Regions from separate parts of the Homo sapiens genome. Here regions 1 and 2 are each linked to region 3. A link is a contact called in ENCODE Hi-C or POLR2A ChIA-PET data. All regions are on one chromosome and are shown on one strand. Each heading gives the region's core, a stretch centred on a gene start or an enhancer-like site at or near the end of the contact. The rest is flanking DNA. Distances are from core to core; before and after follow the strand shown.

Evidence for each region. Hi-C counts contacts between places; a loop is a spot of excess contacts on that map. ChIA-PET counts read pairs that join two places held with the same protein, here RNA polymerase II (POLR2A). Pooled maps may share reads with other maps.
Region 1: a map of CD8-positive, alpha-beta T cell shows a loop between it and region 3 (12-fold over the local background). The contact joins the promoter of C2orf69 here to the promoter of HYCC2 in region 3. A Hi-C loop is called at or near these places in 2 of 168 maps with a recorded cell type or tissue (CD8-positive, alpha-beta T cell and naive thymus-derived CD4-positive, alpha-beta T cell) and 6 of 50 pooled maps.
Region 2: a map of naive thymus-derived CD4-positive, alpha-beta T cell shows a loop between it and region 3 (17-fold over the local background). The contact joins the promoter of TYW5 here to the promoter of HYCC2 in region 3. A Hi-C loop is called at or near these places in 1 of 168 maps with a recorded cell type or tissue (naive thymus-derived CD4-positive, alpha-beta T cell) and 6 of 50 pooled maps. POLR2A ChIA-PET finds 5 or more read pairs at or near these places in 1 of 52 experiments (T-cell).

What each region holds. Positions count from the first base shown.
Region 1 is chr2:199,909,848-199,912,547 of GRCh38, reverse strand. It overlaps C2orf69 (chromosome 2 open reading frame 69), which reads right to left and starts at 1,255. Exons shown (of 2, transcript NM_153689.6): 1 at 777-1,255. The coding sequence starts at 1,109. It overlaps LOC101927687 (a long non-coding RNA gene), which reads left to right and starts at 1,402. Exons shown (of 4, transcript XR_923766.4): 1 at 1,402-1,523. RefSeq lists an enhancer at 934-1,123.
Region 2 is chr2:199,954,154-199,956,853 of GRCh38, reverse strand. It overlaps TYW5 (tRNA-yW synthesizing protein 5), which reads left to right and starts at 1,363. Exons shown (of 8, transcript NM_001039693.3): 1 at 1,363-1,461. The coding sequence starts at 1,384. It overlaps MAIP1 (matrix AAA peptidase interacting protein 1), which reads right to left and starts at 1,272. Exons shown (of 5, transcript NM_001394955.1): 1 at 606-1,272. The coding sequence starts at 1,055. RefSeq lists enhancers at 840-939, 960-1,119, 1,290-1,409, 520-1,719.
Region 3 is chr2:201,070,388-201,073,087 of GRCh38, reverse strand. HYCC2 (hyccin PI4KA lipid kinase complex subunit 2) reads left to right here and starts at 1,417. Exons shown (of 13, transcript NM_001321623.1): 1 at 1,417-1,478. It overlaps NDUFB3 (NADH:ubiquinone oxidoreductase subunit B3), which reads right to left and starts at 1,087. Exons shown (of 3, transcript NM_002491.3): 1 at 1,029-1,087. RefSeq lists enhancers at 565-1,188, 1,325-1,414, 1,435-1,704, 1,189-1,814, 1,805-1,944.

The DNA of each region.
Region 1 (2,700 bases), core at 6-2,505, 1.2 Mb after region 3:
ATACAGCACACGCAAGCCATCTGTAGCTACTGAGCACTTGAAATGCAGCTAATATGAATAACTGGATTTTTAGTTTTATTTAATTTTAATTAATTCAGATAGCCATATATGGCTAATGGCTACCATATTAGATAATGCAACGTTAGATTAAGACCCAGTTTTCAGGGCAACATAACCACGGATATTTACCTGCAGCTATAAAATAATAAACATAACATGCAAAAGCAAAAGTACAAAAGAGGTGAGCATCAAAACATTGACATGCTTAATAATTATTGTCCCTTTTCTTCCACCCATCCCCACTCTTTTTTAGGGTTACTGGATGTCATACCTTTGTAATGTTTGTTTGGTTTTTAATTACTGCCACCGTTTTCTAAACACTACGTGCTAACTTAATTTGAAAGCCATCGCTCTGTCCCCTGCCCAACACACACACACGGTCCTCTGAGAAACCAAATTATAGAATAAATATACAAGATGCGTGTCACTCCCTGTCTCAAATTCCGCCTCTTGGAAACCTGGACCGACAGCTGGCTCTTTCGAGATCGTAGCCCTCGTCGGACACCTTCCCCATGGGGTTCTATGGACAAAGGGCGCCAAGGGCGTGGAAGGCACGGTTTTGGATTTCGTGGAGTAGAGGAAGAGCCACCCTCAGTGAATGTGTGGGTGTGTTCAGGCAAGGAAAGGAACCAGGCAGCAGCCACGAGGGAAGAATCAGTGACCGCGTACGTATACACGAGAGGAAGGAACAGATACCCAGGCAGGCCCCGAGTTACCTGCACATCCCCAGGGAAATAGAGGACGTGATGCTGGGGCGGCGGCTGCGGCTCCTCCTTCGCTGGGTCCCCGGGGAGGTCCTGCCGCTCCAGTCCCTCCCCGGCCGCCGCCAACAGGAGCAATTCGTTGCTGCGCTGCGGATCGGCTCCAGGCACGGTGGAAAGCTGCAGGCACTGACGGCGGCGCACCTCGGCCGAGAGGGAGCATCGCGCGCCGCCGCTGCCGCCCGGGTTCATGGTTCTGGCCTGAGAGCAGGACGAGGCGTTTCCGATTCCGAGCTGCGGCAGCAGGAGCAGCAACGGCGGCGACCGCAGGAGCCTGAACCCCCACATGGGTCGCCGCCGCGAGAGCGGTTCGGAGGTGGAGGGTGGCGGAGGGGTTCCTGAGGGAGGGACTTCAGCAGGCGGCTCAGCCGGCGGCTCAACGGTCGGCGGCCGCGGCCCGGCCGGGAGCCGGCGCTGAGGCGACGACGTCAGAGGCCGACGTCCGCGCGCAGCGTGCGTAAGGAAAGGAAGGGAGGGGTGTGGGCGAAATCGGTCTTGGGATCCCGGAGAAGACGGTGGGCGTGGCTTGAGGAAGGGCGTTTGTGATTGGTGGGTTCTGCCGCGGCCGGGAAGTTCGAACAGAAGTCTGGGGAAGAGCCGGCGAAGAGCAAAGAGATAATACAGTACTCCCAGCTATAGCAAGCGGCAGTTATGGAGCATGCGCAGCAGCAGGGGCGGCCGCAGGTCGCCGTTCAATAATACGTAATGTATAGACTTTTGAGTATACGAAGCTCCCTGTTTCTCTAGGTTCACCTGAGATTTATCTGGTCTTTCAGGGCTTAAAAGGGAGACATTCCCAAAGAAGATTCCGTGGGAAGTCTCCTACAAGCCCCGAAGGAAGGGAATCTCTCTCCTCATACCTTGAGTTTCCTGAGTACAATTATTATAGATATACGAAGATCTCTGTGCTCATGGAGAATTTGTGGTTAGATATGAAGCTAATTCATCTCTGTTTGGGAACAGGGTACATGATCTAGGACAGGAAAAAAACGGGGCGAGGCAGTACGCTTTACTTGGTGTTTTGCTATTTGGAGGTTTTCAAAAACTAAACAGTGTAGGAAAGTCATGTGTGTCCAGCAACTATCTGTGGCCAGTTGAGTAGGAATAAGATTTGGCGAAATGTATGCTCAGGCCTGTACTCCCAGCACTGTGGGAGGCCGAGGCGGAGGATCACTTGAGTCCAGCAGTTTGAAACCAGCCTGGGCAACATAGGGAGGCCTTGTCTCTACTAAATTTTTTTTTTTAATTAGCCGGGCGTGGTGGTGCATGCCTATAGTCCAAGCTACTGGGAGGGCTGAGATGGGAGATTGGATCGCTTGAGCCCAGGAGTTGTATGCTGCAATGAGTTGTGATCCCACCACTGCACTCCAGCCTGGGCAACAGAAGCAGACCCTGTCTCAAAAAATAAACCAAAAACAAACAAAACAGGGAAATGTGTGCGAGCGAGGATGAGATCCAAGTACTTGTGAGACAAAGCACTGTAAAGAGAATAATTAATGAAAATTACAAAAAACTACAGCCAACATTTGTTGAGGGTTTACTATAGGCCAGAAATCTAAGCACTTTATATATAATTGTTCGGAGTTTATATATGTGTATTTAAGCACACATACTGTTTTCTTTGGTCTACATATGCAAATAATAACAAATGGCTTGGAGTAGGAACATAAATGAGCAAATGATAAAATATGATTTATATATATGTATAGACTTGGTGACTTAGTATGCTAACCTACTCTGGTCTAAATTGTTGCATTCCATCTGACATCAAAATATTGTTATCAATCAAAAATTATTCAATTAATTACTAAGGAAATCTGCCGCTTTCTAAAATAACTGGTTAAAAACAAGTAGAGGTTAGTTATACAATAATTAGTAT
Region 2 (2,700 bases), core at 114-2,613, 1.1 Mb after region 3:
GCAAATCCTTTGAAAGGGTAAAATTGCTCATCTCCAGTTTAATCTTTACGGAGTATGGGGTGGTGTATTGGTCGGCTCTGTCTAATAGCTGGCAGGAAGTTCTGCTCTTCTACCCAAGGTGACATTACAGCACTTTGGAAATGTTATCTCAATTATTCTTCAATCTTACCCATTTATTAATGTATTCAGCAAACATTCATGGAGTGCCTACTATGTGCCAGGCATTGTCTTGCCCACTTTGTAAATTTGAAAATTATGTTCAGACAAGATGAGCCATATAGCTTTTTCTTTCTGAGACAGGGCCTGGCTCTGTATCCCAGGCTGGAGTGCAATGGCACGATCACAGCTCACTACAACGTCCAACTCCTGGGTTCAAGCGATCCTCCCCTTCAGCCTCCCAAGTAGCTGAGACTACAGGCGTGTACCACCATTCCCGGCCCAGAAGCTTACTTTAAGTCAAGCAATGGCTGGAAGGCTCTATGTCTGGGCCACTAATCACGTTTGATCACTTGTATCCCAGTGAAGAAAACTCACTGCTAAGCACTTCTGCGAGCAATAGTTGAACTCATTAGAGACGGATAGGTCAATCAGGGAAATAAACAAACCTGCTTCGCTCCCTCGGAGAACTCTGTGATGCTGAACTCTTTGTCGAAATAGGCCCAGATAAGGAAGGCCTTAATTCGAGTCCTAACCCAGTTGATGGGGTTGGAGAATCCCAGGACGATCATCTTGGTTTTCTGGTGCTGCTGGGGCTTCTCCTCCGTGCTGTAGCTGCGCTGAGGGCAGGCAGGGAAAGAAGCGAAGGCTGCGGGGAGTCCCGGGCTGCTGAGCACTGGCCACCGGGAGCCCTGGGCAGGTAGCGCCGAGGCTGCCAAGGCCCTAGCGCTTCGTGGAAATAACGCCGCTCCCAAGCCGAGGCGACAGCGGCAGAAGTAGCAAAGTGTGGCCGACGGCAGCCTCACCTCGGCCACAGCAGGAGTCCGGAGTCGGACGGCCCCGCAGGGCAGCGACCGAGAGTGCAGGAACTGGGGTAGCAAACGAGCGGCCAGCGCCATTTTTATGACCCTTCACACCGGTGCCTGCCGGTGCTGTATGGAAAGGAAGTCGGTGGGAAACCGCCTCAGCGGTGTCGGAGAAAGAGACTGGAGAGCAAAGTGGACCTGTTGCTGCAGCCTCTGGTGAGTCGGCCCCGTCCCCGCTCTCCAGCACGCAGCCCAGGCCGAGGCCCTTCGGCAACCCGCCCCGCGCTCGGACCCAGCCACTCTGGAGTCTGCCGGCCTCGCGGACCTTTTCTCTGTCGCTCGTGTTTCCGGGCGGATGGCGCTGAGGAACGCTTTAGAGCCGAAGTTCCGAAGACCTGGAAGAGGGCAGGCGTGAGCAACCATGGCCGGGCAGCACCTCCCGGTACCCCGGCTGGAGGGCGTTTCTCGGGAGCAGTTCATGCAGCACCTCTACCCACAGGTGAGGCCCTCGCGCGGGGCAGAACCTCGAGAAACCAGCGAGAGACACGTCTTTACCTTTCGGACAGCTGGGAACTGGTTTTTAGAGACCCAGGGTGTGGGAAAGAGGCGCAGGACGGCAGCAGATCACTGGTTGGCCCTTAGACCAAGGGAAAGGTGCACGGGGGACGCCGACTGGCTCCTCTATTGAAATTTCCGGAGAAAGTCCCATGTTTCTGGGGAGCAAGATGATGGCGGAGAGCTGAGTGCGAGAGGTATTTTGCCTAAACTCTTTACTCCGCATCTGTCAGTCTGCTCCGAATTAATGGATTTGAAGGCACAACTTTTCACTCCACTGAGCCAAAAAGGAAAGCAATGGGATTCCCCCGGAAAACTCCTACTCGTCTTGAATTCTAACTTACTTAGGTTCTAGTTCCGACATTGGAGTCTTTTATACCTGTAGTTAGAACCTTAGGTCTTTAAAAGAAAACTCATAGAGAAATATTAGGGAAACAAAAAGTGCTTTTACTTGCAGTGCTTTTCAAGGGAGTCCAGACCTAAGAAAAACAAGGTATTAAAAGGAAAAATCCACAGGATTACAGTAAGTCAGTTTATGGTAGGAAAAATACCCAGCAATTTTCTTACCTGATATTTACATTTATAAGGGTGGTCATAGAATTACAGTTCTGGGGCCGGGCGCGGTGGCTCACGCCTGTAATCCCAGCACTTTGCGAGGCCGAGGCGGACGGATCACCGGAGGTCAGGAGTTCAAGACCAGCCAGTAGAAATCCCATCTCTACTAAAAATACAAAATTAGCCGGGCATGGTGGTGGCCCATACCTGTAATCCCAGCTACTCGGGAGGCTGAGGCAGGAGAATCGCTTGAACCCGGGAGGCGGAGGTTGCAGTGAGCCGAGATCGCGCCACTGCACTCCAGCCTGGGCAACAAGAGCTAAACTCGGTCTCAAACAAACAAACAAAACTACAATTCTGAGTGTTACAAAAGTCGGATGGGCTGGGCGCCGTGGTTCATGCCAGTAATCCTAACATTTTGGGAGGCCCAGGTCGGTGGATCACTTGAGGTCAGGAGTTCAAGACCAGCCTGGCCAATATGGTGAATCCCCGTCTGTACAAAAAATACAAAAATTAGCCGGGCGTGGTGGCGCACGCCTGTATTCCCAGCTACTCTGGAGGCTGAGGTCGGAGGATCTGCTTGAGCCCGGGAGGTCGAGGCTGCAGTGATCCATGATCCTGCCACTGC
Region 3 (2,700 bases), core at 168-2,667:
ATTTTTAACTATTGTCCCTGTAAGGAACCTTTCTAGACATTTTATTCCTAATCACACCCCCCGCCATGAAAATTTAACACTACATATATACTGTATAACTGTTTATATACTGTGGCCCTTTGGAGGGACACAAATCATTGTAGTAACTAAGATTCCGACCCCGGCCCCACCAATTTTCAACCCCTTGAAATGTAAAATCACCCCTGTTAAGACTGCATGTTCTAAGTTATTGGCAATGCTTTATTTTCTAATCTAAGAGGTGGATACAGGAGTGTCTGCTTCTGTTAGTTATAATTTTTTAAAATGTATGTTTTATACACCCTTCTGTATATATACTTGACAATAAAAAATAAAAATAGAAAAATTGACTTAAATTGTGCTGAGGACTGAAAAATGGTGGTTATTTCCGTTTCAGAGCAGCTCAAATAATAACAGTAAGGAAATTAGTTAAATAAAGAAAAAACATGCAACCAAAAATTTTAAAAGCTATCTATGTCTGAAGTGAATCTAAAAGTCTCATGAAGATCAACCTCCACTAAAGGAAGCTGGCTCTAAGAAAATGTGCTGGTATCCTTTCCCTAAGAAAGAAATAAGAAGATAATGCTACTTCCACTACATGCAATTTTAGTTTACCGAAGACTATCAAGTATATATCTTAACTTCCTCGTATTAAAAACTGTGATTATATGAATATTAGAACATAAAAAACAAATGAACTGTTATTACTTTTAGTGATGCTGTTCTTCTGCCTTTGCGATCCAAAGGCAAACAAAGACAATTTTGCGTGTGGCAGAAGCGGGAACAAGCACCTGGATTTAACAACTACAGTAATGATCACTGAATCCTCCAACCACCTCTTCCTACCCCAACTCTAAACTAGGACTTCATTAGTTCTCGCCTGCTAGTTCTTTGATCTCCCTCCCAGCCTCCCATCCTTCTCCATTTAGTCTCTCCTTTTCTGCACTCCCCAGAATAGAGTCTAGCTCTTAATCCTAATCAACGGGCCTCCCACCAACTCCCTAATTTACCTGACAGCAATCTGACCTCTCAGGACACTCAACTCTGCAACCGGAGCCAACCGGAAACGGAGGTTGTCACCTCGAGTTTCTCACGGCAGGAAAGCGGAGAAGCCGCTTAACGTTCCGATACTGGGTTAGAGATTCCTGAATCAGGTAGAGACTACATGAGGGACGCTGGAAGTCGATTATTTTCCCAGTATATGTGCATCCTCAATCTGACTGAGGTAACAGATACTGTAGAAAAGAGAAGGGCGGGGAAGATAATATGTTGTCCTTGCTTGGGGACGGAATCCTTAGACACCGCACACAGGGCGGGGCTGCCGGCATACTGCAGCCAATAAGGGAGGCTGTTGTTGAGAGCGTGTTCTCACCCAATGAGAGGGTTGGTTGTTGCGCTGCAGTTGGCAGGCTGCTGCGGGAGGCGGCGGCGGTAGGAAGCCGGAGACAGCAGGGTGACAGGTAGGCGGCGGTGCTGTCTTTGGGGGAGGCAAAGTGCTAGATGAAGAGGGGTTTTCTTCTCCTTCGGCCGCGGAAACTACAGACGGGAGCTGGCGAGGGTGGTCTGGAAAGGCGGTAGCCGGTGTGTTGGTGGTCCCGGAACCTCTCGTAAACCAGGTAGCATCTTGGGAGGGTCGTGAGGAGGAGAAGGCGGCAGCCGAGGCGGGTGGAAGCCGAGCCTTGTGGGGCGACGTGGGGGCCCACCTAGGGCGTGGGGGCTGCGGTGGCGCCAGCAGAGAGGGAGGAGAGGCGGGAGCAAGGCGGTGTCGTGAGGGCTGAAGGGATTCTTTGCACAAAGCCCCAGGCGAGAAAAGGACACGGCATTGAAGACAGTTAAGAGAAATCCCAGTGATTGCTTCTTAGGGCCATTTCCTGGGGGTGGTGAGGGGGAGCGGAGAAGAAAAATATTTACTGGCGGTCAGATTCTGAACACTCATTATTGCTGTACATTATGTAATCTTTGGCTGTTATTTACCCAAACAACTAGGTTGTCCCTCCTGGGAGAGGAGGTCTTGCAACCTATTAATGTGTTAGAACACTTTTTTCATTGGCTTGAGTGCCATTTACATTGGCAGGTTCTCTAGGCGAAGGGTGGTAGCATGGAGGATAGAGTAGTCACGAAGAGCTTATCCCAATTATGGACTTGACAGATACTAGTTTGCGATGAATGTGGCCAGGTTCATGTTTTGTAGTTCGTGAATTTATTTGAGGGTCAAGGCTGACAACATTTTTTAAAGATCTTCAGAAAAGTGGGGAATCCTTTAAAAATGTACAGTAGGAGCTCAGTGTAAGTTGGAAAATGACTAGAAAATTAGTTGGTAGATCCCTTCCTCCCCCCAGGATATTGTGGAAGTTAGGGACTGTGCAAATAAGGTGGTGGTCTGAATATGGGGAAAAAAATAAACTTTTTTTTTTTTTGAGACGGAGTTTCGCTGTTGTTGCCCAGGCTGGAGTGCAATGGCGCGATCTCGGCTCACAGCAACCTTCGCCTCCCGGGTTCAAGCCATTCTCCTGCCCCAGCCTCCGGAGTAGCTGGGATTACAGGCATGCGCCACCACGCCCGACTAATTTTGTATTTTTAGTAGATACGGGGTTTCTCCATGTTGGTCAGGCTGGTCTCGAACTCCGGACGTCAGATGATCCGCCCGCCTCGGCCTCCCAAAGTGCTGGGATTACAGGCGTG